7 separate regions of the Mus musculus genome follow, and regions 1, 2, 3, 4, 6 and 7 are each linked to region 5. The links are chromatin loops, found by intact Hi-C in ENCODE. Cell type or tissue: left cerebral cortex. All regions are shown on one strand.

Region 1 (4,000 bases), 300 kb after region 5:
TAGATTCAATGAGACCCAGTCAGAAAAACTAAGGTGAATACATATCTAGCCTTCCTTTGTGTATCTAGTATGACATTTTTACTATGTGTTTGGATTATTTTATTGGTTTATTGATAATAGGTCTGTTGGTTGAGTGAGTGAGTCAGAGTCTTACTATCAGCCCAGGCTAATCTAGAACGCTGTATGTAGCCCAGATTGGCCTTGAACTTGTGATCCTCTTGTGACTCAGCAACCTAAGCAACAGAATTTGAGGAATGTGCCATCATGCCTGGATTCTCTTCTTTTTGTTGTTTTTATTTGAGATGGGAATCTTATGACTGGCCTGGAGTTTACTATATAGTTCAGGCTGGCCTGGACAGTGTAACGGTCCTCTGGTATCAACCTGTTCAACGCTGGAAGTGGATACATAAGTCCCACACTGGCTTTTTCTTCCATCCTTCCTTCTTTCCTTCCTTCCTTCCTTTCTTTCTGTTTGTTTTTTTCAGGACAGGGTTTCTTCGTGTAGCCCCAGCTGTCCTGGAACTCACTCTGTAGACCAGGCTGGTGTCAGACTCAGAGATCTGCCTGCTTCTGTCTCCCAAGTGCTGGGATTAAAGATTTACACCACCACTTCCAGTCATACCTGGCTTCTTGTCCCTCACCTTACCTATCATGTAGCCTCGCCCTCTCTCCGGTATTCAATAGGCATTTACTACAAAGGTAAACTAGCACTGTTTATCTTTATTAGCTTCCACACCCTCTACTTTCTTCTGTAAAGCAATTTAGTGCTTTTTGAACCTGTGTCTCTGAACTTGAAGTCCTAAAGCAGGCACCTTCCCCCCCACCCCCATACACAAGCAGGCACACACACACACCTACACACACACACACACACACACCCCTAAAGTTCTTTCATCGCCACGGTGCTTGGATTAATGAACATTTCTGAGTCTACTCCTTGGCTTTACAGTAAAGAGACAAAGTCTCGTATCACTCACTAATCATGAGATAAACACAAATGCACTTTATACATTGTAAACATGATAAAAAAAATGTAAAGCTAAGATTACTGCTTACCACAGGGAGATGGAAACATACGACAAAGTATATATCAAAATAGAACTTTAACCTAACCCCTGCTCAGGGAACCAACCCCATCTACAGCAAATAGCTTTCGAAGTCAGCCTATCCTACAACCCCTGATGGATTAGTTACTAATTCCACAAGTGAGCTTCTATCAGAGCTCCTCTATCTGCTGCCCGGCTTGCTCAGCCCTTGATAGTGACTGACACTCCCCAATCCTCTCAGCTACCTGCTTTCAGTTCTGTACTGATAGAGGAAATCAAATGTGTGCCCCAGCCAATCACATAGGATGCCTTACTTCATGGTAGCCAACTAAAGCTTCTGCATGCCAACAGAATCCATGAGGGACAGGCCCTTTTTCACTCTTTAAAGTTTTCATAACTCCTTGCAGTCCCCACCAGAGCGCAGTAGTGGCAGCTGGCTCTCTTGGGTTAGCAGATCAAAAGAAATAGCTTTTGCTTTCCTTTTCTGTCTGCTGCCTGGAAACAACAAGAAAACAAGAAAAAGACTAAGCATCCATAGACCAGAAAACAGATTTGCTTTTACATAACTGCAGTCTTGAGCTTAAATTTGAAGAAGGCTGGTGTGAGCAATGGCTCATTTTGTGATAGATGCTGACACCTAGTGGCCACAATTGGTAGTTAAAAGTATAATATGTTGCCGGGCATGGTGGCACACGCCTTTAATCCCAGCACTCAGGAGGCAGAGGCAGGGGGATTTCTGAGTTCGAGGCCAGCTTAGTCTACAAAGTGAGTTCCAGGACAGCCATTGATACACAGAGAAACCCTGTCTCGAAAAAACAAACAAACAAACAAACAAAATAAAAACAACAAGAACAAAAGTATAAGATGTTTTAGCCCAAAATAAAGAAAAGCTGTGATCCCGATGGTGGAGGGCTGGGAGTGGGTGCGGATCACAGCGGGGGGTGGGGGTGGGGCGGGTAAGAACATAGTCCTCAGGGAATGGAGGCCTACGGATGAGGACAGAGCTAAGGAAGGGAATCATGGATGGCTCCTGGAATGCCATTGGAGTTGACCCCAAACTCTGCCTTGTTAGTTTTAAGACTCCTGTCGCAGGATTGCTTATCTTGTTGTCCAAGTGTTTTTGCCTTCATGTGCACAGTACATTTCCCAACCACAGGTGCTCGGCTTTCAAGTCACCCCAGAGGGAAATGTTCCTTAATCACCATCGTTAGTATTGCCAGCAGCTTCAGGGTGCCAACTTCGTACTTCTGGGCTAAGTGCTTTGTAAGTAAGTAGACAGACTGGAGTCAGACGACAGTACACAAAATCTTGTCATTCATAAGTTGTTAATTTTGAGTAAGTGGCTTCATTTCTTTGTCTTTAAGGTGGAGAGGGCCATCATGTCTTTTTTTGTTGTTGTTGTTTTTCGAGACAGGATTTCTCTGTGTAGCCCTGGCTGTCCTGGAACTCACTTTGTAGACCAGGCTGGCCTCGAACTCAGAGATCCACCTGCCTCTACCTCCAGAGTGCTGGGATTAAAGGCGTGCGCCACCACGCCCGGCTTCACAAGCATTTTTGAGAGAGTTTAGATAATCCACATATGTAAAGTGCTCAGAACAGTAGCTAGGGTACCCTAAATGCCAAACAATTACTAATGACATTACCTACATTTATCTTTACAACACTTTGAAGTAAATATTATATCTCTTATACTAGGCAAGAGTAAGAAACGTTTTCAGCTTTGGGCAACAGAAAAACATGACTAACAGTGGCTCCTGGTTTTGCTTCCTCTCTCAGATAATGAGCAAGCAAGGGGTCGAGGTAAGTGGCTGCTGGCACTGGGTCCTGGCTCAGAGATGTCAGAGCCAGCGCCTCAGAACTTTCTAGGGCTTTCCTTCAAGGTGGTATTGTTCCAGTTCCAAATATCATGTTCAACAACAACAACAACAACAACAACAACAAAAACAAAACCCAAGAGCAGGGGAAGAAACTGGGGCTGTGTGTGTCCATTTGCTTCTTTTTTGCTTTCTTTCATCAGAAAAACTAAAACATTTTCCACTAAAGTCTGCTTCTGTTCTGTTGGCCGAAACTGTCACTTGGCTACTCCTAGCTGAAAAGGCTCATGGGAAGTGAGTCTTTAACTTTCCCAGTTTACACAATAGAAGGCAACAGGGGAGAAGGGAGCAGAAGATAACTATTGTCAGCTATCTGGCTATGTGCCACACCTTAGAAAAGGAGAGGAAGTGAAATACACAGGCAAGAGAAACCATGGAAATTTCCCCAAGATAGATTAAAAAGTGAACCATGAGGGGGAGGTATGCTGGGACAAATAACAGCAGATAAAGGGAGAAGGCAGGTGGTTAGAAAAATCAGACTTCATAAACTAAGCTGTGTTGGGCCTGACTGTTAATAGAAAGTCTTGCGACCAAAATCCATACACCTTGTGGATCCAAACATTTCCAATTCTAAAGCGACATGGCGATACCTGCGTTGATGGAGCATGCCATCGTGAGAACCTGCGGAGACACAATGGAAGCAAGACTATAAGATGAGATTTCAATAGATGGAAAACCCTTTATGGATACCTATAAAGTATACCGTAGGATACCGTGTATCATATCAATAAGGGGTTAGCCTTGCTCAGGAGCCTGATGGGAAACAGATGGCTTTTGAATGTTGCGCCAAGTGTAAAAGAATGAGCGCGGTGTGATGACTGAAAGAGCCTAAAGGTGGCGCTCGTGGAGCTAGTAAGAGAAGGGGCGGGGCCGGGGGGAAAGGGTGTAGCTCGGTTGGTAGAGCTTTTGCCTAAGCAGGCATAAAATCCTGGGATACAATCCCAGCATGACATAAACCATGTCTGATGATTCATAACTGTAATCCAACTCTTGGAAGGTAGATGCAGGGAGATCAAAAGTTCAAGGCCAGCTTCTTCTGCTACATTGTTATTCTAGTTTGGGATCAACCTGGGTTACATG
Region 2 (4,000 bases), 98 kb before region 5:
GCCCCCCCATCCTCTACTCCTCTCCAGTGATATCACACACACACACACACACACACACACACACACACACACACACACACACACACACACACACAAGTCCTTGTCAAATTTAGGTCTCTCAATCTCGACTCTCCCTGCCTCTAGAACCATTAGAAAGAAACCTCTGTTCTTTATAGCTTCCCCAGCCTGTGCCATTCTGTTACAGCAGCACAGAAGGAGCTAAGACACTACCCTAGACACTCAAGGACAGGAGGCATCCATTTACTCTTGTTCTTTCAGCCATGGAGGTGTGGGGCATCCCATCTACACTTATCCAGCACCGACTGTATACCCCACACTCTTCTGTCCTTCCTTATGACATCATCTTTAAATTCCCACAACAGTTCTATGACCTAAGTACTGTGTTTTTCTCCATTTTCCTGGTAGGGAAAATGGGCTGACGTGAGTTGAAGAGCTTGCCCAAGGTCACACATGGTTTAATATTTAAATCCAGGCTTTTCCCAATCCACACTACAGTGACATTTTAATTCTCTGTGTTGTGTTCTACTATTCCATCATACAAAATGCTCTACAACCGCAGTGCGAGCATGATGCTTTTCCTGCAGGTTCCTCAGGAACGCAACTCAAAATTTGGGTGACTTTCACCCTCTCCAGTAGCCTCCTCATCCTAGTAAGTCCTTGGTTTTTATCATTGATCAGATCCAATCCCAGTCGCAGATATACCAGATGACCCACCCACCACCTGCCCCACCCTTCTTGTCATCTGCAGAATCCTTCTGGAAACAGATGACAGTGTATTTTAATGGTCTACCTCTTCAGTAAGCTGCATCAGTTTATCAAGCCACTCCTCGATTTCCAACAAGGTGGATTTCACATCCGTGGCTTCAGATCTCATCCTCAGAGCTGCCTCGTGTATCTGGGAGAGAAACCTGGACCGCAACTTTCGGATCTGAGTATCCAGAACCGTGACGTTGGCTTTTCCTTCTGTGACAGGCAAGGTGTATCTATAAGAAGAGGAGAGAAGAGAAACAAACCTAAGAATGACATTCTAGGTCTCAAAACTAAGTCCACTTGTGTTTGCCCACATGTTTAATGTATGTCTGCACGCCATTTCACGTAGATTGAAATGACAGCAATCTCCTGAGTCTACAGGGGCTGCTTGCTTTAAACTGTAGTTGAGGATGTCTCTGTTGGCATCGGAGAAGACACAAATTTTAAAGCACCAAAGTTTAAATATCCCCAGTACCGTCATCTTCATCACCGTCATCCTCTCAGACGGTTCTCAGAGAGCTCCAGAAGATAAGAAGGACCACTTGTATAGGACAATTTTCAGCCAAGTTAAGAGTCCACAAGAAAAACAGGGACAGCTGAGTGAGTGACTCAGATTAGCCACATGTCAGCTGTGCCTCTCTCTCTCTCACTGTGGAAGTAGGTGAAACCACAGGGCAAGACTGTCACCAGTACCAGGAAATTCGACTCATTGTCCCCACTTAGAATTTACATTATTTGCATGCCACCCAGCTCCTTATATGAAGGATATCCTAGCATGGTTTTCCTCAAACATGGAATTTCCTGCGACAGAACATTTAGAAAGATGCCAGCTTGCTTCTTTGAAGCCAGCATGTGTTCTCATGCCTGGGCTTTCTTTGGCAAATCACAGGCATTTTCCATGTGAAAGCTGTCGCTGTATGTTTTTGTTTGATTTCATTAACTTCTGTGGCACCGTGTGTATAAAGGTTTAAGATCCTGCGGTGGCCACATAAGGCAAAAATTCACGGGAGTGCTGTTGAGCTCCGAAGTCACACTTGAGCCCTTTGAAAGTGAGATGCTGGCCATTAAGTGGGTAAATAATTCCCAGTGTCACTGCGGTCTCCCTTCTTTCTTATCTGTAATTTAGAGGTCACTCCTTAGGGAATCCCTAAGTCTCTCAGCTTTGAGTGGTCACAAAGCCAGTGGGGCTTGATTTTAGCTGTTTGTCAATGACCTGAATAAACCACTAGGGGGCGCAAGAGGACGGGATGACTAAGGGCCTTACCCCAGAAGGGGAAATGTCTGCTTCCAGAGCTTGAGAGGTGTAGTCCATGCTCTTTTCTTTTCGACCTTCCCTGTTCGTGGCTTTATTAGCCAACATTTAAAATGAGGTTGGAATGAGTCACTTTCCCTTTTGATTTCTAAATGCCAAAAGTTACTTCTTAAGTCACAGCTATGAAATGTCCTCTGGCTAAGTCTGTGTCCTGGATTTGTCTAACGTGGTGTGTGTGTGTGTGTGTGTGTGTGTGTGTGTGTTGTTGTTGTTGTTGTTGCTGTTGTTGTTGTTATTGTTGCTGTTTCTTGTTTATTTCTTAGTGTATAATGAATTTGCGCGTCATCCTTGCTTAGGGCCCATTCTAACTATCTGTTACTCCTGTTTTTAGTGTTAACTGTTTCTGAAGGATGGCAGAGTGCTTGAAACACTTAACAACAACAACAGCAGCAGCAGCAAGCTATTTCTAAAGACATGAGTTAGGAACATTGTTCTGAGTGGTGGAAGCCATGTTCCTATATCCCTGTGGAAGTCAGGAGTCCTTCTGCAGAAAGGTTAGCTCAGGCTATTTCTCTTCCCTCTCTTCCACTCCCACCCTTTGCCTCAGGCTGCTGGGCCAGCTTCCGGTAGTCCAGCCTGGGCCTACTTGGGCTACTTTAGACTTGGCACCAAACCAGAGAATGGAGGTTTTCCGGGTGATTCAGAAACTTCTCCTGGGCTGGGGTGGGACTTTCAAGGAGCCCAAAACAATGCTCAAACGCATTTTTTTTTCCAGAGAAATACTTGACAAGATTGGAAAAGCACCTACAGTCTTAGAATTCAGGGCATGCTGGGGACGTGCAGATAGGAAGAGGATTACTGTACCTCGTGTCTTCTATAACTTCATCTATCAGCTTCAGCCACACCTCCGCCAACTGGTTTGCAGGAATTTTACCCTGGATCCCTGATTTTACAGCCTCTATGTTTGATTGCTGAAGAATCAAGAAAGAGGAGAGATAATTGTGTAATTCTGCCATTATGTCCAAGAAAGTGTTATTTCCAAGGCAGGGTAGAGGGTGAGTAGAGGGGTAGGGACATAAAAAGATTTCGTTACAGAAAGCCAGAGGGCTTTGTTCTCACTCACTGATACTTACCATAGCCTCGTGCTATTTACTTTTATTCAAAATGCAATCAACACTGATAAGTTTAAGCAATAGAGAAAGCCTTGTCTTGTATTTTGACCTTTGGAACTATGTAAATATTTTATGTACTCCAAAAATAAACAGGAAGAAACCATCAGGAATAGGTGAGGGAACCCTCAAAAGGATATATATGTAAATAGTATGGACTCAGTTATATTTCAGATGGACAGTTGAACTAACCCACACGTAACCTTTGGAAACAGCATTTTAACTATCTGTCCTTAGTTTCAAGGCAAAGGCAACCCAACTGCATCAAACATGAATCATTGTGAACTTGTTCACAGTGGTGGACGTAGGGAGTTTAAGTTTGAACAAATCAACCATTACAGTTAGGATGGCAGAAGCTGGAATCTCACTGTAGGCAAGAGTTTTAATCTTACTACCAAGGTAAGTCCTTGGTGGTAGATTAAAATTGGAGGCACTGTTCTGGCCTTCAACATTTTAACAGATATAGAAATAAATATATGCATATATGTATGTATGTATATGCACATGCAAATGAGTGTGACCGTGAACTTCTTGGTTGGCAAGGCCTATAAGCAACAATATAGCAGCAGCGTGAGCACTCTAGATCTTGTTTTTCAAATGTCACTTCCTATTAAAGGGACCACAGCATCTTAGAGAAACGGTTATTTCAGGGCTGGAGTTGAGAAAGTACAAGCTAAGCCCAGAACATGCTGATGTGCTCGAGTTGAGCATCTGCCAACAGAGAGGGGAAGGGAGTGCCCGCTAGGCCTAGCCAAAGTCCTGGTCATGGAAAGCCACTCTCTTTGTCACGACTAGGCCTGAACTCAGA
Region 3 (4,000 bases), 48 kb before region 5:
TATTGTTGGCAAACAAATGGACAGACATGAATAACTTCACAGGTTAGGCTTATACATATGATATATCCCATACAGGTCTATTTAGGAAACTACTGTATGTTAAGTATTTCTTTTTTCTTACTTTACCAGTTCTTGAGGTGTGTGTGTAAAACTCCTAGAATTGTTTTGGAGACATCATAATGAAAGGCAGGGTTTCTGCCTTCAAAATTATAATGTCACAGATCACAACTGATTCACACACAGTGTAGAGGCAAAGATGAAGACAGTAAGAGAATAAAATATACAGTGAAGTCACCCGGTGCAGTAGGGGACAGTGGGGCTTGTGGCTAACCAGAAAGAACAGGCTTGAGTACACACAGAGCCTTTTGCTCATCTTTTTATGCAGTGGAATGGCTAGTAACCTGTTCTGATTCAGTTTGCTGATTCGTTCCCCAGAAGAGTGCAGTAACAGAAGACAGGGCAGGAATGGCGAGGAGTAAAAGGAGCCAATTATATACTCTAACCTCAATCCCTTCTAAGCAGCTTGAGTCCCGTTGCTAAGGTTTGCTTTCTCATCATAAAACCCTGGTGGTTTTGCTGTGGGGGAGGGCATTTAAAGGAAAATTTGATGTGTGTGTGTGCGTGTGTGTGTGCGTGCGCGCGCGCGCTTGCGTGTGTCTGCATGTGCGTGCGGAGTAAAGACTGTGTTTTGAGAACATCCTGGAAAGACTAATCTCGAAGATATTTGACAGTGAGGCTGTGTTGAGAAAGATGTAAACACAGATACAGCTTCTGAGACCTTTGACTGACCCGAAGGAAGCACTGCCCACTGCCAGAGCTGCAGTCCTATGTCTCGCCTCGCAGGTCAGCCAGCCAGGCCTGTTTTCTGGGGCGTTGCCTAGATACAGAAAACGGTGAGAACATGGGGAATGATAACTTGACCTCCTACACGAGGGACAGGAACAGCTCAGTCCGACTATAAGCTGATTTCCTTTAAAGGAGGTGACCCTCAGCCTGGGATCTCTATTACTAATGTGATACTGTAAACAGGCCAAGATGATAAGATGTGTGGGTAAGAGGGACGCTTCGCCCTGTGGTTCACAGAAAAACAAGAGTCTCCCATGGACTGCTCCCAAGGCGCTAACAGATGGGCTACAGTCCCAAAAGGAAGCCACCATGGAAGAAATAAATGCCCAGGCCTTGGCCCAGCAGCTCTCCTGGGAGAACTAACAAGCTTCAGACGCATTAGACACCAAAGGGAACCTAGGACACTGCGCCTTCAGTCTGTGACTGACATCAAACTCAGAGGCAGGCCTCTATGCATGACACAGAGCTACTTCTAAGCCCTGGGAATGACCTGGCAACTGGGTGTTATACCTGGGGCCTGGGGGAGTTGAGAGTCAAGCTAGCTATCTTAGTTAAGCAGTGTCAGTTAAGAACCTCTTCATCACTGTGTTTATCTGGAAACATATACTTGGTTTTAAAAAGAGGAATGGAAATGTTTTTCCCACAGCCTGGGCCCCCATTCACAGCCACATGCCTCTGTGGTGAATAAGGACCCTGCTGGCTGAGGGCCTTAGCAGGGGCGCTCCCATATACAGCTCACCAGGTCCCTTCTCTGTGTAACCGGGACATCACCACGGGGATTGCTGGAAATCCCCTCCACAGAGGAAAGGCCTGTTGGAGGCTTGAACATCAACTGGACACTCTCTGTTGCTGCTTTTAGGGACTGTAAGCAGCCAGCCCTGCCACCCTCTGGGAGGAATCATAGCCTACAGCTGGGCTGGGGCCAAAAAAAACTTTCCAAACCTCAACAGTTCCCAAATGCCCTGTGGAAGATCTGAGAAGACCAAGCTATCCCATTCTTTGAAGGCCCTGGCTCTGGCTGCCCGAGTTTGTCATTTTAGCCAGGCCTGTAGCACTTTGCATGGATTTCCCACACTGTTCCCTCCTCTGGGCCTATGCCCATCAAGTTCCTCCCTGGTCCTGAGAATAAGGAGTGAGCCAAGCGTGCTCCTTAAAACAAACCTGACGGCCAGGAGAAGCAAGGCCGCAGACGAAGGCTGTTTGCAAAGCCAGATTTTCTCCTAGGAGCCTTCTCCGAGATAGAACATGTACTTCTGTCTTAGGTTCAGATCTGACAAAGGACCCTGCTGAACCCTGGATATCTGATTAACCATCTTAATAACTGGTCAGACTCTTTATCTCTGCCCCCACCCACCATGTGACTGGGGATCACCCTGAACTGCCTTCAGCAAGAATCCTGTTATGTTGGTTTAGCCAGAATTTCCCTATCCCGGTTAGTTCCTCTCAAGAATTTCCATCCACTGCCCCTTCCCTGTCCCTTGGCTGTAAGTTTGATGTGGCTGAGTTATGTGGGGTCTTGAGCCCCATCTCTCTCTTCTACTGTAGTTCAACTGGCACTGGCTCGTCTACCTGTGGTGATGGCTCTGGGTACTCTTGCTCAACACACATTGACAGCTGACACAGGGGTTTCTTCCTGGGCACAGCTGTAATAGCAGGTCATGGTACCAGAGTCCCTTACCAAGGTGAAAGCCCCTCATGGGGGCATTCCCTTAATTCTCTGATTCACTTGCACCAGAGGGGCCTATCCTCACTGGTCTCTGATTCTCTTCCCAACTGTCCCTCAGAATGCACCTCTCAAAGCTCCCAGCAGCAGCAGCAGCAGCAGCAGCAGCAGCAGATGCATGCAGATTCCCAGAGACCAGAGTTGAACTATTTCTTTTCCTTTCCCTTTATTTTTATTTCATGTGTATAAGTGCTTTGCCTACATGTATATTAGCGCACTGCATGCATTCTTATTGACCATGCTGACCACAAGTGGGAGCTTAGTCCTCTGGAACTGGAGTTACAGATGGCCGTGACCCAGCATGTGGATGCTGAGAGCTGAACCCAGGTCCTCTACAAAAGCAAGTCCTCTTAACCATTAACCTCCAGAGCCTTGAGATGATTCTCCTATCCATGGTCATAGCAGAAACTCTCATAGGTGCCTGGAGAAGGTGGTTGGCAGAGCAGGATCAGGAAGCAGAGAACCCGCCCGTTCTATATGATCATATAGGGTCACAGTTGAGAAGTGTGTATAGAAACCCAATTATTCCCCCAAAATAAACTGTGGTCAACAGAACTGCATCAATATCTAGATGCCTTTCTTATGGCCTTCCCTTCTTACTACAGACCAGGATTCTTAAAGACGGCCCTGAAGCTTTCTTCTTGGCCATTTAAGGCTTTATGGGCTTAAAAAAAAAAAACAAAAAAAAAACCAGAATGCAGGCACAGCAGTGCTCCACAGTGTTCCCAAACCTGATGCGGGCAAGCCTTCCCTGCATTCTCCACAAACTCCACGGCCTCAATATTATGTCTTAAAAATGACTGTAGTCAGGCAGGTGAGACGGCTCAGCAGTAAAGGCTCCTGACTTCAAATAGGATGGCTGATTGTGATCCCTGGTACCCACATAGTAGAAGAAGAGAGTTGATTCCTGCAAGTTGTCTTCTGATTTCCTCATGTGCACTTATGGCATGTACACACACACTCTCACACATTAAGTAGATAGATAGATAGATAGATAGATAGATAGATAGATAGATAGATAGATAGATAGATAAGATTGGAATGAACGACTGTATCCTAATACTTTGCTCATTCTTCCTGGCCAATTCTGACCTCCCAGTCCTCAAGGGACTAATCTATGCTTGCCTGGTGCAATAGGTCAGTGGAGTTCCCAGACTCTGGCTGTCTAATTTTCTCAACATGAGAATCAGGTCAGTTTTATCATTCATAAACACATTCCTTCATCCATTCATACACGAACCTTAGAAGGTTATGGGACAATGAAGACAGAAACGTAATTTGGACTCAAGTTTGCACTACAGTCTATATACAAACTAACTCCTCCAAGTTCCCTGATTCTGTATCTATAAATGGGGCTGACAAATTTTATCTAATAGTGCTGAGATAGAGATTAAAAGAACAACATGTCAGGTACTTTAAAAAATTGATCTT
Region 4 (4,000 bases), 350 kb before region 5:
TTTGGGAGGTAAACCTGGGATGCTGCAGTTATTTGGTGGTGGTCGTTGGTTTTACTCTAGAGAGAAGGCAACTTTGGGAAGGCAACACTGCTGCTGGTGAGTCGGGAAGCATCATCCCAGAGCAACGGGGTCAGCATAGCTAACATTTTAAATCAGCATAATGAATCCCTGTCATATGGAGGAGGCAGAACTCCTCTTTGAAGTTGATATTTTAGATAAGACAGAGCCAGCCCCTCTGGTTATGGACAGTTCTTACCCAAAATGAAACAGAGAAGAAAACCACTGGTGTGTCACCTTTCCTTAGAAGGTGCTTCAGGGATCCTTGCTGGGAAAGGCTGGTTTAGATAAGCAGAGCCCAGGCTTTCTTTATTCAAGATGAGGCAGCAGGGGCAGATTTAGCGGGCTGACAGATAAAGTTTTTATCTATCTCTGGCAATAGGGTTGAGTCTGACATGACTGATAAAATGGCCCAGTCGTGACCCTGTGAACCTTGGCTAACCTCCGCGAGAGCGCGGTTTTGTCACAGTTCTGACCCTGGCATGACCACGTTCTGAACGGAAGGCCGAACTCACTCCAGAGAGGTTAGCCACGGTGACTGGCTTATGCAAGCACATTCCCCCGTTTTGAAATGGCACAACCTGCTCGCTGGAACCTCTGGACGGCTTGTAGGTTTTGGACTTTAAAATTTTCATTACAATTTGAGAATTTGGCAATGTCACGGGAACCGGGTGGTCTGAAATAGGTGTTTGAACAGCTTTCGGTCCATAGTTAGACTTGCGCAATCTACCTGACTTTAGCGTTTGGGTAGAACATGAGTTGTTCTTGTTGTTGGATACTTCTGCTATTTCGAGAGCTTATTGAGTAACCCACAATGCAATGCTACAACATAAAGAAAGGAGACAAGTGGCCAAAGCTTCCGGACTCTATACTGTGAAAATGGAGCCCTTCCTCTGCAGAATGTCTGCCCGAGATCTTTGCAGATAGATTGAGCCAGCCTGGGGTGGGGGGTGGGGTGGGACATCAACAATCACAGAAAAACTTATACAAGGTCATTTTAGGGAGGTTTCGACACTATGCACTTTATTGAAGGGTGATTGGCTTTTAACAGCAGTGTCTTTGGTTACAGGAGGACTGTGAATCTCCATGAGCCGAGTTCTGTAGGAAACTCGAGCCATTTTAACATATAACTCAACTTCTTAAAAGCCACCTGAAGTTTTCTTCCCCTCTGGAGAGCTCATGGTTTTCTTCTCAACCTTTAGCTCAGTTATATCATCCAGGATCCACCTCAAAGATACATCCCCAGTGCGCTCTCTGATAATGCAGAGGGTGTTGAGTGAAGGCAGTGAGGTGCGTGGTATGAGACTGACTGAACGGACATAAGTGAGCCTGGGTCACACGTACCTGGGACAGGTTTGTTTATGGTACCAGTACCTGTGGGTCAGTACCCATGCGATGGAGAAATGAGGTAGCCTTGGCTAAAGCTGTGGAAAGAGGGCCATGGCTGTAGGAAACAAGCCCTCGGGACTCCCAGAGCTCCCTATGGTGATGGGAGCCTACAATCACTGTGTCGGTAGGTGGGCTCGCCACACTGGGCTGGAGTCCGCTGCCTCCTTCCTGTGGTGTTTGGCCTTGTCAATTCCTGTGCCTTTGTCTTCAGTCAGAGGTGTGGTGTCGCCCACCACACAGATCATTATCAGGACAGGGATGTGAAGGGAAGGGCTTCTTCCACATTCCGAAAGACTGTAGTCTTAGCAGGCTGGAGACCTAGAGGAGACACACCAGGAGTTTTGGAATCAGAAAAGACTTCCTGATGCCTCTTCTGCCCACCTCCACCCCTTTTCTAACACTTACCTATTATCTTTCCAAGGTTCTATAGCTGAGGGGTCACTATCTCCTAAATTTATCTTTCCTGCATCCTGTCACCTCTTCTGTCCCTGCCACAGTACAATTCCTTCATAAGCAACAGGTGAATTGGAGCTATGGGAGATTGCAGAGTTGGCTCCATCTTTCCTATCCCTTGTGGTGGTTTCAGGGCTTTTGCACCTTGCAAACCCCAAGATGTCCACAAGGGGGCGGGCTTCTCCCTTCTATGCCAAGCCCAGGGTACCTGTGACCGTGAAAGTTTTTCCACCAGTGACCATGAAATCTAAAGTTGACACATTCCGGTTCAAGGCTGCTTTGACCTCTAGATAGTGAGAAGCTGAAGACAACCCAATAACTTAGCTAGTACTCCACAAAAGGCCTGCCCCTCCCCCAAGAAGGGATCACATACTCCAGGTTTACCTAGACCATTACACAGTTCCAGAGGTAGTCAGCTGTGCACTCTGGATTTCCCACATTGTCCATATTTTAATCTATGCTATGTTACCCCAGTTTTCCAAGAAAACATAGGCAGCCTAATTAGTGTTTAGATGGCCTGAACTCAGTTCTGGAACCATCCCTTGAGAAAAAGCACTGTTGGAGCTGGAGAGAGAGCAAAGCCATTAAAAGCACGTTCCGCTCTTACAGAGGAGCCACGTGTGGTTTCCAGCACCCGCACTGGGCAGCTCACGACTGTCTGTAGCTCCCGCTCCAGCAGATCTGACAGTATCTTCTGACTTCCAAGGGTACCTGTGTTCTCTCTCTCTGTCTCTCTCTGTCTGTCTCTGTCTGTCTCTCTCTGTCTGTCTCTGTCTCTCTGTCTGTCTCTCTGTCTGTCTGTCTGTCTGTTTGTCTCTCTCTCTCTCTCTCTCTCTCTCTCTCTCTCTCTCTGTGTGTGTGTGTGTGTGTGTGTGTGTGTGTGTGTGTGTAGCTGGCATCCAACTCAGAGATCTGCCTGCCTCAGCCTCTGGAGTGCCCTAAAGGCAGTCACACCTGGCAAAATAAACTGAAATCTTAAGAAGAGAGAGAGGGCTGTGGATGTTAGAGGGGTAGTGGTGGCTCCTAAAAATCAACAGGTCAAAACTGTTGTAAATAACAGGTTCAGACCTGTCCTTCTGAACAGAGCATTTGCTTAGGAGGTGAGCCAGAGGAAGAGGTTACCAATACCGTGTGTGAAGGAGTAGCTAGAATTCTTTGGTGATGAAACCTGTGACCTTGGGGGCGGGGGTGGGAGCAAGCTCCTGGTCAGCAGGGGCATTCAAACGCAAGCTGGGTGGTGAAGATGGGTTAAATGGCTTTCCCATTCTCCTTCACAGCTAAACAGTGGCAAAGCTCCGACCGTTCATCCTGTATTAATTAGTTAGTTCCTCTGACACCTTCCTTCCTTCCTTTGAAATACACATTAATAACAGTCTTGGGAGACAGGTTCCCCTCCTCACTCTTCCTTCTAGCTCTTTCCGCAGTCCTCGCCTTAGGACTAGGTGAGATGGAGGTACAGAGGCACCTGGTACCCTGTGAGCTGTAGCGTTCAACTGCGATTTCTGGGTCTGCTTCAACACCCCACATCTCTCAGCTGTCTTATGGCGACCATTCAGTCCACTATGCCTCAGATCTTTCTCTTCTCCTGTCTTCCATGCACTGACACGGGACTCTGTCCACCCCACCATTCCCTTCTCTCTACCTCCTGAAAAGCTACCCAAGGTTAGGAGATGCTTTTCATCATGCTAATCATGTACATTTAGTCAACTCGGATACTTTCTTGCTCTCCTCCAGGATATGCTCACACATAGTAGGTGCTCTTTAGGAGAGAGCGCCTCTGCAATACTACTTGGTGTTTCTTCGACTTACATGGTGCCATGTTTTTTCTTTGAAAAGTGAAACTTTCATCCTTGGAAAAATCTCAGTGGCCGCAAGCTTACACGGTGTGGTTTAACAGCATGTCACAGTCCTGAAACCAATGCTCCATGGGTCCTTGGCCAAACAAGCTTTCCTTTCTTTGAAGTAGAGTCAACTCCAGTTAGAACCCCGGGAACACAGGGGTGGAGGCTTAGCTCTGGGTTGTGCGGTGGGTTTTCTGGGTGAGAGTTATCATGTTGCAATATTTGTAACCACATCACTTCAGTACAAAAAAAATGCCCCA
Region 5 (4,000 bases):
GTAATAAATAATATCCTTTATTATATGCATACCAGTGCTGTTCTGTAGGAATGTAACATGAGTCACATTCACCATTTTGGATTTTCCTTTAAAAATAAACATACTAGGTAAGACAGATTTCCATGTTTTATTTTAGCTAGTCAACCCAGAATATTATGGTTTTTAATATGTAAGAATACAAAGCATATTAGATCTCAACTTGAACACAAAGTCTTCATCAGAAGTGTTTGATCTATATTTAGATGTTGTAGTCTTTAGAACCCAAAGGATATGTGTATGCCTTTTAAATCACATTTATTCAGTGAGTGTGTATGTGTGTGTGTGTGTGCATGTGTGTGTTTTAAGGGACAACTTAAGGAGTCAGTACTCTTTTCTACTATGCAGATCCTGAGAGTCAAACTCAGTCAGTCAGACTTGGTGGCCTGAGCCTTTACTAACTGAACCCTCTCAAGAGCTCCTCTACCCAAGTTTTTCAAATATACTTACAGTTTTTCTACTAACAGAACTAGCTGTCTGTTCAAAAGCAAAATTAAGTACAACTTAGAGCTCAGTTTCTCACTCACAGCAGCCACAGTTCAAGCAGACATCAGTCAAATGTGGCCAGCGCTGCCATACTGGACAGAACAGAGGAAGTTTTCCGTCATGGCAGAATGTTCTATTAGCCATGCAGGTCTATTAGCAGGCAGGGTCCTGTGGACTCATGAAAGGCCCCTTGGAAGCTAGAACTCTTTAGATCACACCAGCCTCCTGGTTTCCAATTAGTAAGTCTAAAAACCATTGACACTGTTTCCTAAGGAGAAAATGAGCTCTCCTGCTAAGATAAAGACATTCCCGTTTTTCTCCTTACATGAATAAAGACGAGTCTTGAATCCTCACCCTAGAATATCCCTGAGTGAACTGTCAGTATCACCTGGACAATGAGATCTCCATGAGATGCTATCGAAACAGCTAGCAGCTTGAAGCTTCACGACTGTGCCTGTCTATAAAGAGCAAACACTGACGTCTAGATCCAACATTGGCTTTTACAAATAATCCAAGCCTCCCAGTGAACCTCCTGGCTATGCCTCTCCCTTACTAGTCCTTATTCATTGCAGCTTCCACAAGAACCAAGGTTCTGGAGGGCAGATGTAGAACTGCAGTGAACTTCCCTACCCTTCCTCTGTGCTCTACTATTTAAGGAACCCTCCCCTGCCCCTGGTGTGTGTGTGTGTGTGTGTGTGTGTGTGTGTGTGTGTGTGTGTGTGTGTGTGTGTGTTGGAGATCGTGCATGCATATAAGATCCTCCTACTTGATTCCAATTTTGCTTCTTATATAGTCTGGGCAGTGAATATTCACATCCTGACTTCATGTTGACAAACTTTCTCCCACCCCTAATCACTCCCATATGACACTTTAACACACAAATAAGAAGAAAGCCAAAACTGCTTCTTGGGAATAAAAACATGCATAATACCCCCATTTCTGCATATTCCATACTGCACTCTCCAGAATTAGCTGCCCACTGAAATTTACCTTTTGTCGAACACCTGCTCATTGAAGTTAGCTAAAAACATAGTCCCTCCCCTTCCTCCCTTGTCTCAGGTTATGAGAGGTCAATTTCCTGGAGTTGATGCTTGCCAGAAAAGCTGACCTCAGCAATAACCAGACATTTTAATTTTAATCAACACAAAAGTGTTGAACTGAACACCTCACGGCTCTACATAAAGAAGGTAAGATGTGCAGAACCAGGACACCAGAACAGGCTGCTCTTTGGAACACGGGGTCACCCAGGCTCCACCTGTTTGGGGCCCACATACCCCAAAAAACACCCACATGCCCTGAAAAACAGGGCAAAAGGGAAAGATGGACATTGAAACGCAAAAGCCTGCTTGCCGCCTTCTAGTGTGCCACCTTGTGGTTAATAAGACTATTCCTTTCTCCATCTGTTTCTCCGTTCATACTTCAGGCGGGAGGACTGTGTAAATAGAGAATTCCAGTATCTTGGATTGCCATCTTCCTGCTTTAAACAAATAAAACAAACTGAAATTCCTTACATGGTTTCTCATCCACTAGATTCAGTAACAAATGGATTTGTTGTCTTTTACTTAACAGTGCCTAACTACATTTGTTAAACTCTAGCCCTCGCAGCCACACTACCAGATGGTTATCTGCATCCTGGTATAGATCAGGAAACTGAGGCTCAAGGAAGTGAAATGTTCTCAAGGCCACACATCTATTAAGAGGCATTCAGGATTTTAACCCTTGTACTACATACATTACCTTCATAGGATGCTTTGCTACTGATTTTTTTCGCTGTAAACTTCTGGTATGCCTAGGCTAAGTCTAAGAACGACACGCCATAAGCAATTGTTTGCTTCAAGTTCTCAAGACGCTAATCAAGACCCTGATGTGACCGATAAAGACCAATAAAGACACATCTGCCTGTAGGGCAGCAATCTGGAATCGCTGCTGGGGCTCACAATCTCGGTTTTCAAACTGGGAGTTTATCAGCTCCCTACAGCTTCGTTCCCCATTGCTCCGCCCCTGAGTTTGACAGGGTAAATGAGTGGCCCGCCCGGAAGACTAGGAGGTTGTGCTCTACCTCACAAAGAGAAATTGGTTCCCAAAGAACATAGACCAGTCAGTCCCAGGCGAGGGTCACAGAGCTTGTCCTATGGATAACAGCAGGGTCCGAACACACAGAGAAAAGCAAGCAGGCCCAGATTGAACTGGTCCTCCGACTCTGTCCTTGGCTCCGCCTCCACCACGCCCACACTCCCGCACACCCACACCCACACCCACACCATCACACCCGCCTCATTTCACACCACGTTTCCACAGACACCCTCTATCTTCACAAGGTCCTTCTCTGACCCGGCCGGCACGGATTGTAGCTCCCGTCAGGCTCTATGTCTTGCTCGCCCTTACCTTCCCCACTCTGCCCCTACCCGTCTGCCCGGCTAGTTTCGATCCCCTCCCTCTGATTCCAGAGCCGGTCTTCGCCCCGCCTGCCGTCGGGTTCCAGACCTTGCCCCGCCCCTCCTCTGGCTCTAGACTCCGCCTTTGCCCCGCCCTCAGGCTCCTGGGCCCTCCCTCTCTCCTCCATCCTCAGATTCCAGCCTTCACTCAGATTGCAGGCCCCGCCCTCTCCCGCCTTTCCTCAGATTGCAGACCCCGCCCTCTCCCGCCCGTCCTCTGATTGCAGACCCCGCCCTTCGCCAAGCCGGCAGTGACGTGACCCGCCCTACAGCCGCGGGATTCAAACTCCCGGAAGCGGTGTCCTGGTTGATAAGTGGTCTGCGGCGGCGACGCGAGCGCTGTGTTTGTCTCAGGTAGTGAGTGGTCCCGGCCTCGGCCGGGGAGGGAGGGGAGGACAGCCGGGGCTCGTTAGCCCCTGGGCAGGACTAGACCTCCCGGGAGGAGCGCTGGTGAGCAGATCACGCCGCAGGACTCCGTCTCCCCTGGCTGGAATCGCTGGAACACATGCTGGCTCCCTGAGAGACCCCGCGCTGCGTTCCTGTCGACCGCCGGCCCGCAGGCCATCCTTTCGGCTCCTTTGAACTTGGCGGTATTATCACTTTCTTAACAGAGAGGTTACCGCGAGGCCAGTGACCTGAGCCAGGTCTCTCAGGTCTCCAGTGCGGTCAGCCTTTGCTTAGCAAGCGCTTCTCTTTGCAGTTTTTTATTTTCCTGCCTCTTTCCTGACCCCTCGTAGATTTGGGAGATTTACTGAACGGAAATGCTTCTTTAGACTCCTGACCAGAATGACTTAGGTCCCTTCAGTCGAGTCAGAGATTTCCAAGCAGCTGCCTTTAAGCTCTTGTATGCCCCCCCCCCCAAAAAAAAATCAAAACACAGTTCTTTTGAACAGTTGTTGATTGAAAAAGAAAATGTTGTGAGCAGATAGTACTGACTGCTAGCTTGTGTATGTATGGTGAGTTCTGTGTCCCATATTAAATTTAAGAGAGCACATCCTGAAGGAGATTCCACTAGGACTGGGTAGGGACGTTCCCGAGTAGAA
Region 6 (4,000 bases), 150 kb after region 5:
CATATACATATACATATACATATACATATACATATACACATACACATACACATACACATACATATACACATACACTATTATATATTATATATTATATATTTATTATATATTATATGTATTAATATATTAATTAATTAATATATTATGAGTATTAATTATATATTTATTAATTAATATATTATATTAATTATTATATGTATTAATATATTAGTATATATTAATTATATATTATATATGTGTATGTGTGTGTGTGTGTGTATATATATATATATACACACACACCACTCTACAGAGCCCTCATGAGAGAGATTTCTGGGGGGTAGTAAAAGCACAGATGACAAAATAGCCACCCAACAAAACTGGATGAGAGGCTGGAGAAGCCTAAGTTTTAGTCTTTTAGAGGCCAAAGGGGATACAAGAAGTACAGGTGTTCAATGGGCTTTTAAAAAGTGGGTGGAGGCTGCAAAGATGGCTCAGCGGTTAAGAGCACTGACTGTTCTTTCAGAGGTTCTGAGTTCAATTCCCAGCAACTTCATGGTGGCTCACAACCATCAGTGTACTCAGATAAATAAAATAAATAAATCTTAAAAAAAAAAAATTTAAAAAGTAGGTGGAAAGGTTAGGTTTACTCTGCAAACCCATTGATATAAGTAGGCCCAAAGTGGGAAGGTGTAGTTTGTCCAGGGAAACCTGCTGGCACCATCTGACGGGAAGGCGACTGTGGGATGAGTGGGCTCCTCTTCCCGGAAATGCTGAAGCAGTCAGAACCACCACACGCCACAGGGCAGAGGCTCTTGCACACTTGTCTGTGTGTGAGGACCCACAAATCACAGGGGCTTCAGACAGTAACTTCAGACCAATTTAGAGCTGCTTACAACAGAGCATCATAGTTTGAAAAGCAAAATTCTACAACATCTTTTTGATTATGTTTAGGATTGATTTCTGGAGTTTCTTCAACTATTAGAAAAATGAATGAATTCACTGATTCCACTCACTAATATCTACTAAATAAATGCCTATGGTCTTAGGAATTGGGGGTGAGTTAAACAGCTACGTAATCCCTTCTCTCACAGAAAATGAATGATTTCCAGGGTCCTGTGCATCTCTAAACAAGTACAGGGTACTCAGGATGTACCCTAGGGATCTAAGCTGGGTTGGAGAAGTGAGACAGACGTTGTTAAGAAGGGCCTTTCCAACTGAGCTCAAGTGAAAAGTGAGGGTGAGGCTGCTCCGAGGGAAATGGGGAGAGGAGATAGAGAGCCTTTGTCCAAGTATTTAGTTCTTCCTTTCTTGCGAAAGCAAAACCACTCTTCAAACACAAGCTATTGACTTGTCTTAGTTTTCTCATTCTGCCATGTGGCACTCAGCTGTCCACCCAGCCATTCACTTACTTAGCACTTTCTATGGGGTAACGATGAAGCTATAGAATACACAGTCTCACACAAAGGGGCAAGGGATGACTAGGGATAGAACCAGGAGTGCCAACTGTCTAGATGTTTAGTCATTATTAAAGATTATTTCAAATTAAAAAGGTCTAGGTAGAGATGAGCTCTTCCTTAATTTATAATAAGCCATGATTACATGGTATGATTACCGTTAAGAAGATAACAATATTATTAATTTAATAATGGACATAACCAAAATTTCAAATGCCTTATTACTGTTACAGCATATTAGAATAAATACAAAATTTTAAACTCAGATTTAAATTTAAAACTCAGAATTAAATTGAGATTGCCATACTTATTGAGACTTATTGTGGAGTTAGGAAATAAGATAGACATAAAAAGGCTTTCAGCTTCAAATGCCAGCTCTCAATAAACAACAGAATAATACGTCTACTAACCAGCCATTCCAATTCAGTGACATTTTATACTATATACTTGAACTGCATGGCCATTGTGATATGCAAGAAGGAAAAAAAAAAATGCACAAAAGAATGCACCTGAGCCAAGTATCTTCCTATCTAGAGCAAGGGGGCCCTCTCCTGTCCAGATCTTATATTAGCATTGGGTTAAATTGAGTAAAAGTTGTATCTGATTACCTCCTGGTGCGAAAAAGCAACTAGAAGAAACCTTCTTAATAATGAATTACACGGCGGGCATTAGTCAAATTGCTAAATAAACGATCTCAATTTTTCTCATAATCCTATAAGGCAGCTACTATAATCAAGATTTTAGATTGAATGACAGACTGAAAAACTGCTTTACAGTCTGAGAAAGCCTTCAAATTCTCATCTGACTGTTATGAATATGCAGGCAGGTGTTCACACTACCCCAACATACATGGAGAAGGTAAGCCCAGGAGAGTCCGTGTCTTAGCCAAGTAACATGGCTTGGATACAGCCAGGAGCCGAACACTGCTTGCAGCGTTATATAATACTATAGGGTATGCCCCAAAAGGAACCAAAACCAGTTCTGTTCTTAACAGGCTACAAGCGACTATAAATTTACATCTGAATTCTTGACCACTTCGCTTTCAGTTGCTCTAAAAGAGACCTCTAAGCACATCCCCAGATGGATTCTGACCAGTGCCGTGGCCGTCTGTATCTCACACTCGAGATGAGCAGCTCTTAGTCCTCTCTTACCTTCATCCTTCCCCTTGGAAGCTTCCTCTGAAGGTGGCGATCTGGATTTCTTACGAGGTGACTCGTCACACTCAGGCGTGGTTTTAGACTTTTTCTTTGTTGACTTGATTTCTTTTCTCCTTCATGTTAAACAACATAATACTGAAGTTAATTTTTTCAACAGATTCCATAAAAATGTTTGAATTAAAGAAAACAGTTAAAGTCCATAGAATGTATATCATAAGGAACCTTGAAAGAGTATGTAATTTTTTTTTATTCCTTATTTTTTTGAGATACGGTATCCCCATATAATCTTAGTTGTACTGAAACTCACTCTGTAGACCAGGCTGGACTCACAGAGGTTCATCCACCTGTGTCTGTCTCCAGAGTGCTGGGAGAAAAGGTATGTGCCACCACTGCCATGCTAGAGTATGCAAATATTTTAGGTCGATATATAAATTAAGATAATTCTGTAAGATGATAAAGCCTAAACAGACACAAAGAGCTATTTTGTAAATTCTCTACACAAACAGTGCACTTTTTATGTCCACTCCCTTTCCTAGCACGTAACTCATATCCAGTGAGCACTGGAGAAGCAAGGGCTATAATGGATCTAATTCACATGAGAGAGAGGATGCTCTCCTCTCAGAACAGAGACCATAGTAAACATATCCAGGGATGGAGCTAAAAGTACGTACTCTGAACTCCGATGTCAACGTTAGACAGCTCCTAGTTTACCTTCCTAGTGCTCTGGCTTTACCTTTTCTAGGCCAGATTTAGAACAACAGCTGCTGGTCAGTACAGCAGGTGAAAACAATTCATCTTAATTGCTTAAGGAAAGAAACCTGGAAAAACAGCTCTCAAATATTTGCTCAGCTGACTTCTGGTTAAGATACCCATGCAGATGCTTTCATGCGGGCATAGTCATTAATCCTATTTGTTCTTTTATCAAAGTCATTTCAATTCTGAAATGTCACTCAAAAGGGAAAGTCACAAAATACCTTCAATCTCTCAGCATCACTAACAGAAAAAGGAAATTAAGGTTTGGGCTGGCCATTCTAGTAACATAAAAAATCCTGCTGGTTTTGAAAATGTACTGTTTATTTGTAGTAGCTAGAACACAATGTAGACATGCTTATTCCTAAACTTAATAAGCCGGGTGTTGGCCTATAACCCCAGCCAGCACTCAAGAGGCTGAGACAGGAGAATCACAAATGTGAGGCTAGCCTCAGAGGCATTATGAACTGAAGGCAGTCTTCCTAAAAATCGAAACAAAATAGCAAAACAAAAAACAAGCAAATAATAAAATAAAACCAAGACCAATGATCTCACATGAAAGGCATGGTGCAGACCAGTGGCACTCCTAATTCAACATAGCAGACACACTCCAGATGACTTAAAGATGCCTGGGTAAGAGAGTCTGCAATGCAAACA
Region 7 (4,000 bases), 130 kb after region 5:
ACCCTCTTGCTTAGATCTGTATTTTCCTAATTGCCAATGAGATCAGCCATCCGTGAATATCGGCTTCTGTGTTTCTGTTGGGCCTGTGTGCTACGCTGGTACAGCTCGCGGCCTCTGTGTCTCTTTTGCTTTTTTCTTGTTTGAACCTTTGGTTTTTACTGTACTCAAATGTTTGTGGGTTCTCCCCCACTCTGTGGTTTGTGCTTTTTCTGCTTCCAGCCCTTTCTATGCCAGGGAGAGTCAGAATTGCCTGCTCTCTATCCTGGCTCTTGGCCCCTGCTCGGCAGACAGCCTGAGACAGAGTGGGAGCATAGAATATGAAAGGCAAGCATTTAAGATCATTCTCTGTGGAAAAATCGTTGCACAGCTGTATCTTTTCCAGGAAGAGAACCATGTTTCAAAAGATCGTTGATACCTGCGAGCAGATGCAAAGTGAAGAAGAAACCATCAAATACGTAACCTCCGACCCGACCAAAAAGGAAGTCATCATGTGAGCAGCCAGAATGTTCCCTCCTTTTGGGCAAAACAGCATGTTTTGTACTTTTTAGTATTTTGTATTTATTAGTTTAGTAATTCTTCTTTTCTTCCTAAGGGCCATGATGATGACTGCCTGTGACCTGTCTGCCATCACCAAGCCCTGGGAGGTGCAGAGTCAGGCAAGTCCCACAGCATTTCCTTCCCTGTCACACACCTGTGACCTGTCAGTCACACACCTTTATAACCTGTGACCTGTTACCTGTCACACACCTGTCAGTTACACACCTGTGACCTGTCAGTTACACCCCCTGTGACCTGCCACACACCTGTGACCTTTCATTCACACACCTGTGACCTGTCTGCCATCACCAAGCCCTGGGAAGTACAGAGTCAGGTTAAGTTTTGGGACATTTCTCTTCCTGTCACACATCAGGAGCTGCCTAAGTCCTGAAAGGCCACACAGTGATCTCTGACAACTACAGACTCCTCTTTTATGTTTACACACAGCAGCAGGCCAGTGGGTCACTGGATAATGTCCCAGAACAAGGAAAAACATAGAAGACTTTGGGAATAAAATGTGAGGTTGAAAGTGGGGTCTTCCTTATTATTAGACAAGCTATTTTTATGTAGAATTCTCCAGACATGATGGCTCAGTCCTATAATCTCATGAGGGGTCCAAGGCAGGATACAGGATTCAGTGATAACCTGGGCTACATAATAAGACCTATTAAATGAATCCAACATGTGATCTTCTCAGTATGGGAGGTGAGTCAGAACAGGCCTCAGTGGGATGGATGGTTCGTTCTATTTAGCTGGCCTTGCTCCCGAGGTCTCTTCTACAATGCACTCTCACTTCCTGGAAGGTACTGACTGGGGGTCCACACTCAGGGCTGTTCTTCATCTGTTTTGGGGGGAAGGTGATGAGGGGGTGCTTAGCTACCTGTCCTCTCATTAACTAGATGGAAGCAGCTGCCCTTTTTCAGTGACATCTAGGTGAAACTTTCGGCAGTAGAGCCAGAATTACTTCGGTTTAACTGACCATCCTGATTACATTTAGAAAGAAAAAGTCACTAGACTGCACTGTGGGAGAGGGCAGACACCTTGTTTTCAGCCATCTCTGGTTTGTGGCTGTGGATCCTGAGGAAAAGATAGTTTGCAAAGAGAAAAGTGTATACGCTTATGTAAGTTTTACATGGCCCAGGGCCTTCATAAGTAAACTCAAGCAAGTTACCATTGTGTATTTAAAAAACATATAAATTGTATATGTATATATATGTGTGTGTATATATGTATGTATATACACATATATATGTATATATGTATTATGTATGTATGTGTGTATACATATATAATACATGCATATATATATACATATATATGTGTGTGTGTGTGTGTGTGTTTGTATACACACGTACATACATGATGGAGCGATGGCTCAGTGGGTAAACACAACCCTGCAACACAATCCTGTGGTGTATTAGATACGTGTATAGCCCCTCTTCTGTGTGTTGTGGTGTGTGTGTATATGTGGTGTGTTCACCATATGCAGACCTATGCAAGGTGATCACAGCAGATTAAAACAGGTTCGGAAACCATGAGGGCCTAAGGCAGTTTGGTTTGAGAAACTCAAACATCCTCCCATCCCCCTTTTCACTGAGAAGCGATGGAAACAACTTCAAGACACTGTGCTCAGAGTTGGTCCAGAGCCTTCCCGTAGGCGTCGTTTTGTAACTCCAGAACAGATAACTTGGCAGCAGCTCAAGCTTCGGCTGGAGATCCAATGCTCAGACATCGCTCATGCTAACATGTCGAGAGTTCTCGGCTAGCAGAGGGTATCACAAACCATGCCTCTGTGTTTTGCAGGTAGCACTTCTGGTTGCAAATGAATTTTGGGAACAAGGAGATCTGGAAAGAACAGTGCTGCAGCAGCAACCAATTGTAAAGACCCCTTCATCACTGTGTTACCTATTAGAAACCACCCCCGAAACTCTTAGAAAATACCTTAAAAGGATTCACTTCTCTTTCTAGCCTATGATGGACAGAAGCAAAAAGGATGAACTCCCGAAACTTCAAGTGGGATTTATTGATTTTGTTTGTACTTTCGTATATAAGGTATGTAAACAAACTATTTGAATGAACTGTAGAATCATTTCATTGAGAAGTTTCCTTTCAAACTAAAATTAGAGTGAGCTGGGTGTGGTGGTATATACCTGCAATCCCAGCTCTCAGGAGGCTGGGGGTCAAGATTTCAAAGTCACCTTGGACTACATGCTAAGTTTCAGGCCAGCCTGGGATATATCACAATACCTTATCTAATAAATTAATTAAAACTAACCCAAGTAAAAAAGTTACCAATGAAGAAAGCCATTAGGTCATCCCACTCCCTGAGTAGTCTGAGCACTCACATTTATTTATTCAGAGTGGAATAAAATGTACAAGAACTCACATGTGAGCCATGCACAGACCTACTTGACAGACGGCAAAGAGCACCCACGTTTCCCAAGCTTCAGAAGCAGACAGGCTCACCCCAGCAGCTCCCAACACTGCCCAGCTCACAGCTTCCCTTCTACACCAGATCACGACTGAAAGTCAACTACCTGATTAATCAGACTCCCACCTCAACTTCTCTGCAGGAGTTCTCTCGGTTTCATGGAGAGATCACACCCATGCTGAACGGCCTTCAGAATAACAGGGTGGAATGGAAATCCCTGGCGGAGGAGTACGAGGCGAAGGTGAAGGTGACTGAAGAAGAGGCGGGAAAGCAGGAAGAAGAAGCCTCAGATGGAAAAGGTTGGCTGGATTCAGTGTTTACTATGTGTGCGTTGTGGGGGGTGGGCAGGTGGGGGTCACTTGACAAAAACACAGACCTAATGTACTAACAGGAAGCTGCCTTGCTGGTGCAGGCAGGTAAGGTAAGAAGTTTGTAGTTTTCAGGGTTATTTTACCGCCCAGACAAGATCTTATGCATAATTCTGGGTGGAGGTGACTGGTCCAGACTGGTCCATGTACAGCAAGGGCTACAACTGGGCACTAGCATCGCTCTCGAAGGTGGCCCTAGGGCTTCTCAATAAAACATAGGGCCAGGAGTCAGGAACAGCCAAGAACACAGTGCTTGCTGTGAAATGCTGGACAGCTTGTCTGGAAGTCTGGAAACTCTCTCTAGGTTATACACGGGGTTTTACAGATTTACATTTTAAGGAAGTCCTACAGGTAAAATTAAAGCGGGCCAGCCACTAGGGTGGCTTGAAATCACAACTCCTGTAGTCACCTATCAGGTTTATCATTGTTTTTAGACAGCATGTTAGAATGCTTACAATGAATGAATTATTAGTTGTTCAACTGAATATTCATATTCATAGTGGGATGCTGGGCTCAGTGGTAGAATCTATCCTAGCATATTCAAAAACCCTCTTCTGGATTCCCAGCATTTCAGATAGCAGAATGCTAATTTGATGGTGGTGGTGGGTTGCTCTTGTGTGTGTGTGTGTGTGCGCGCGCACGCGTGCATGTGTGTTGAGGTTGG

Evidence for each region. Peaks named below come from ENCODE experiments on the same cell type or tissue, not always from the same donor. Only the 100,000 strongest peaks of a DNase experiment are listed, where the experiment ranks them.
Region 1: a loop joins it to region 5, with 2.2 times the contacts of the local background. A loop is called at or near these places in 5 of 42 quality-filtered maps.
Region 2: it touches region 5 in a loop (10-fold over the local background); 34 of 42 quality-filtered maps call a loop at or near these places.
Region 3: a loop joins it to region 5, with 2.2 times the contacts of the local background. A loop is called at or near these places in 8 of 42 quality-filtered maps.
Region 4: it touches region 5 in a loop (2.1-fold over the local background); 7 of 42 quality-filtered maps call a loop at or near these places.
Region 6: it touches region 5 in a loop (4-fold over the local background); 3 of 42 quality-filtered maps call a loop at or near these places.
Region 7: it touches region 5 in a loop (2.6-fold over the local background); 3 of 42 quality-filtered maps call a loop at or near these places.

The regions. Positions count from the first base shown.
Region 1 is chr19:38,351,256-38,355,255 of GRCm38, forward strand. Gm33036 (a long non-coding RNA gene) reads right to left here. Exons shown (of 4, transcript XR_003952856.1): 3 at 3,511-3,541; 4 at 984-1,541. Among named protein-coding and RNA genes, the nearest start is that of Gm32960, 4.6 kb to the left of the region's middle. In left cerebral cortex, CTCF peaks have their summits at 1,675 (motif pointing left), 3,744 and 3,945; DNase peaks (open chromatin) are centred at 1,344 and 1,676; H3K27ac peaks cover 377 bases.
Region 2 is chr19:37,953,556-37,957,555 of GRCm38, forward strand. It overlaps Myof (myoferlin), which reads right to left. Exons shown (of 54, transcript NM_001302140.1): 22 at 2,888-2,994; 23 at 812-1,004. Among named protein-coding and RNA genes, the nearest start is that of Gm52397, 31 kb to the right of the region's middle. In left cerebral cortex, a CTCF peak has its summit at 1,994 (motif pointing right); DNase peaks (open chromatin) are centred at 1,473 and 2,009.
Region 3 is chr19:38,003,330-38,007,329 of GRCm38, forward strand. The region is part of intron 3 of Myof (myoferlin); the gene reads right to left. Among named protein-coding and RNA genes, the nearest start is that of Gm52396, 10 kb to the right of the region's middle. In left cerebral cortex, a CTCF peak has its summit at 1,724; no DNase peak of the experiment used is centred here.
Region 4 is chr19:37,702,035-37,706,034 of GRCm38, forward strand. No RefSeq gene overlaps it. Among named protein-coding and RNA genes, the nearest start is that of Cyp26a1, 6.2 kb to the left of the region's middle. In left cerebral cortex, a CTCF peak has its summit at 2,065 (motif pointing right); a DNase peak (open chromatin) is centred at 2,062.
Region 5 is chr19:38,051,771-38,055,770 of GRCm38, forward strand. It overlaps Cep55 (centrosomal protein 55), which reads left to right and starts at 3,271. Exons shown (of 10, transcript NM_001164362.2): 1 at 3,271-3,547. In left cerebral cortex, a CTCF peak has its summit at 1,893 (motif pointing left); DNase peaks (open chromatin) are centred at 1,936, 2,591, 2,762 and 3,106; H3K4me3 peaks cover 1,700 bases; H3K27ac peaks cover 751 bases.
Region 6 is chr19:38,196,973-38,200,972 of GRCm38, forward strand. Fra10ac1 (FRA10AC1 homolog (human)) reads right to left here. Exons shown (of 14, transcript NM_001081075.2): 11 at 2,588-2,706. Among named protein-coding and RNA genes, the nearest start is that of Fra10ac1, 25 kb to the right of the region's middle. In left cerebral cortex, a CTCF peak has its summit at 1,981 (motif pointing left); a DNase peak (open chromatin) is centred at 1,984.
Region 7 is chr19:38,177,666-38,181,665 of GRCm38, forward strand. Pde6c (phosphodiesterase 6C, cGMP specific, cone, alpha prime) reads left to right here. Exons shown (of 22, transcript NM_033614.2): 17 at 383-490; 18 at 593-656; 19 at 2,341-2,415; 20 at 2,506-2,589; 21 at 3,111-3,267. Among named protein-coding and RNA genes, the nearest start is that of Gm52398, 16 kb to the left of the region's middle. In left cerebral cortex, no CTCF peak of the experiment used is centred here; DNase peaks (open chromatin) are centred at 266 and 2,197.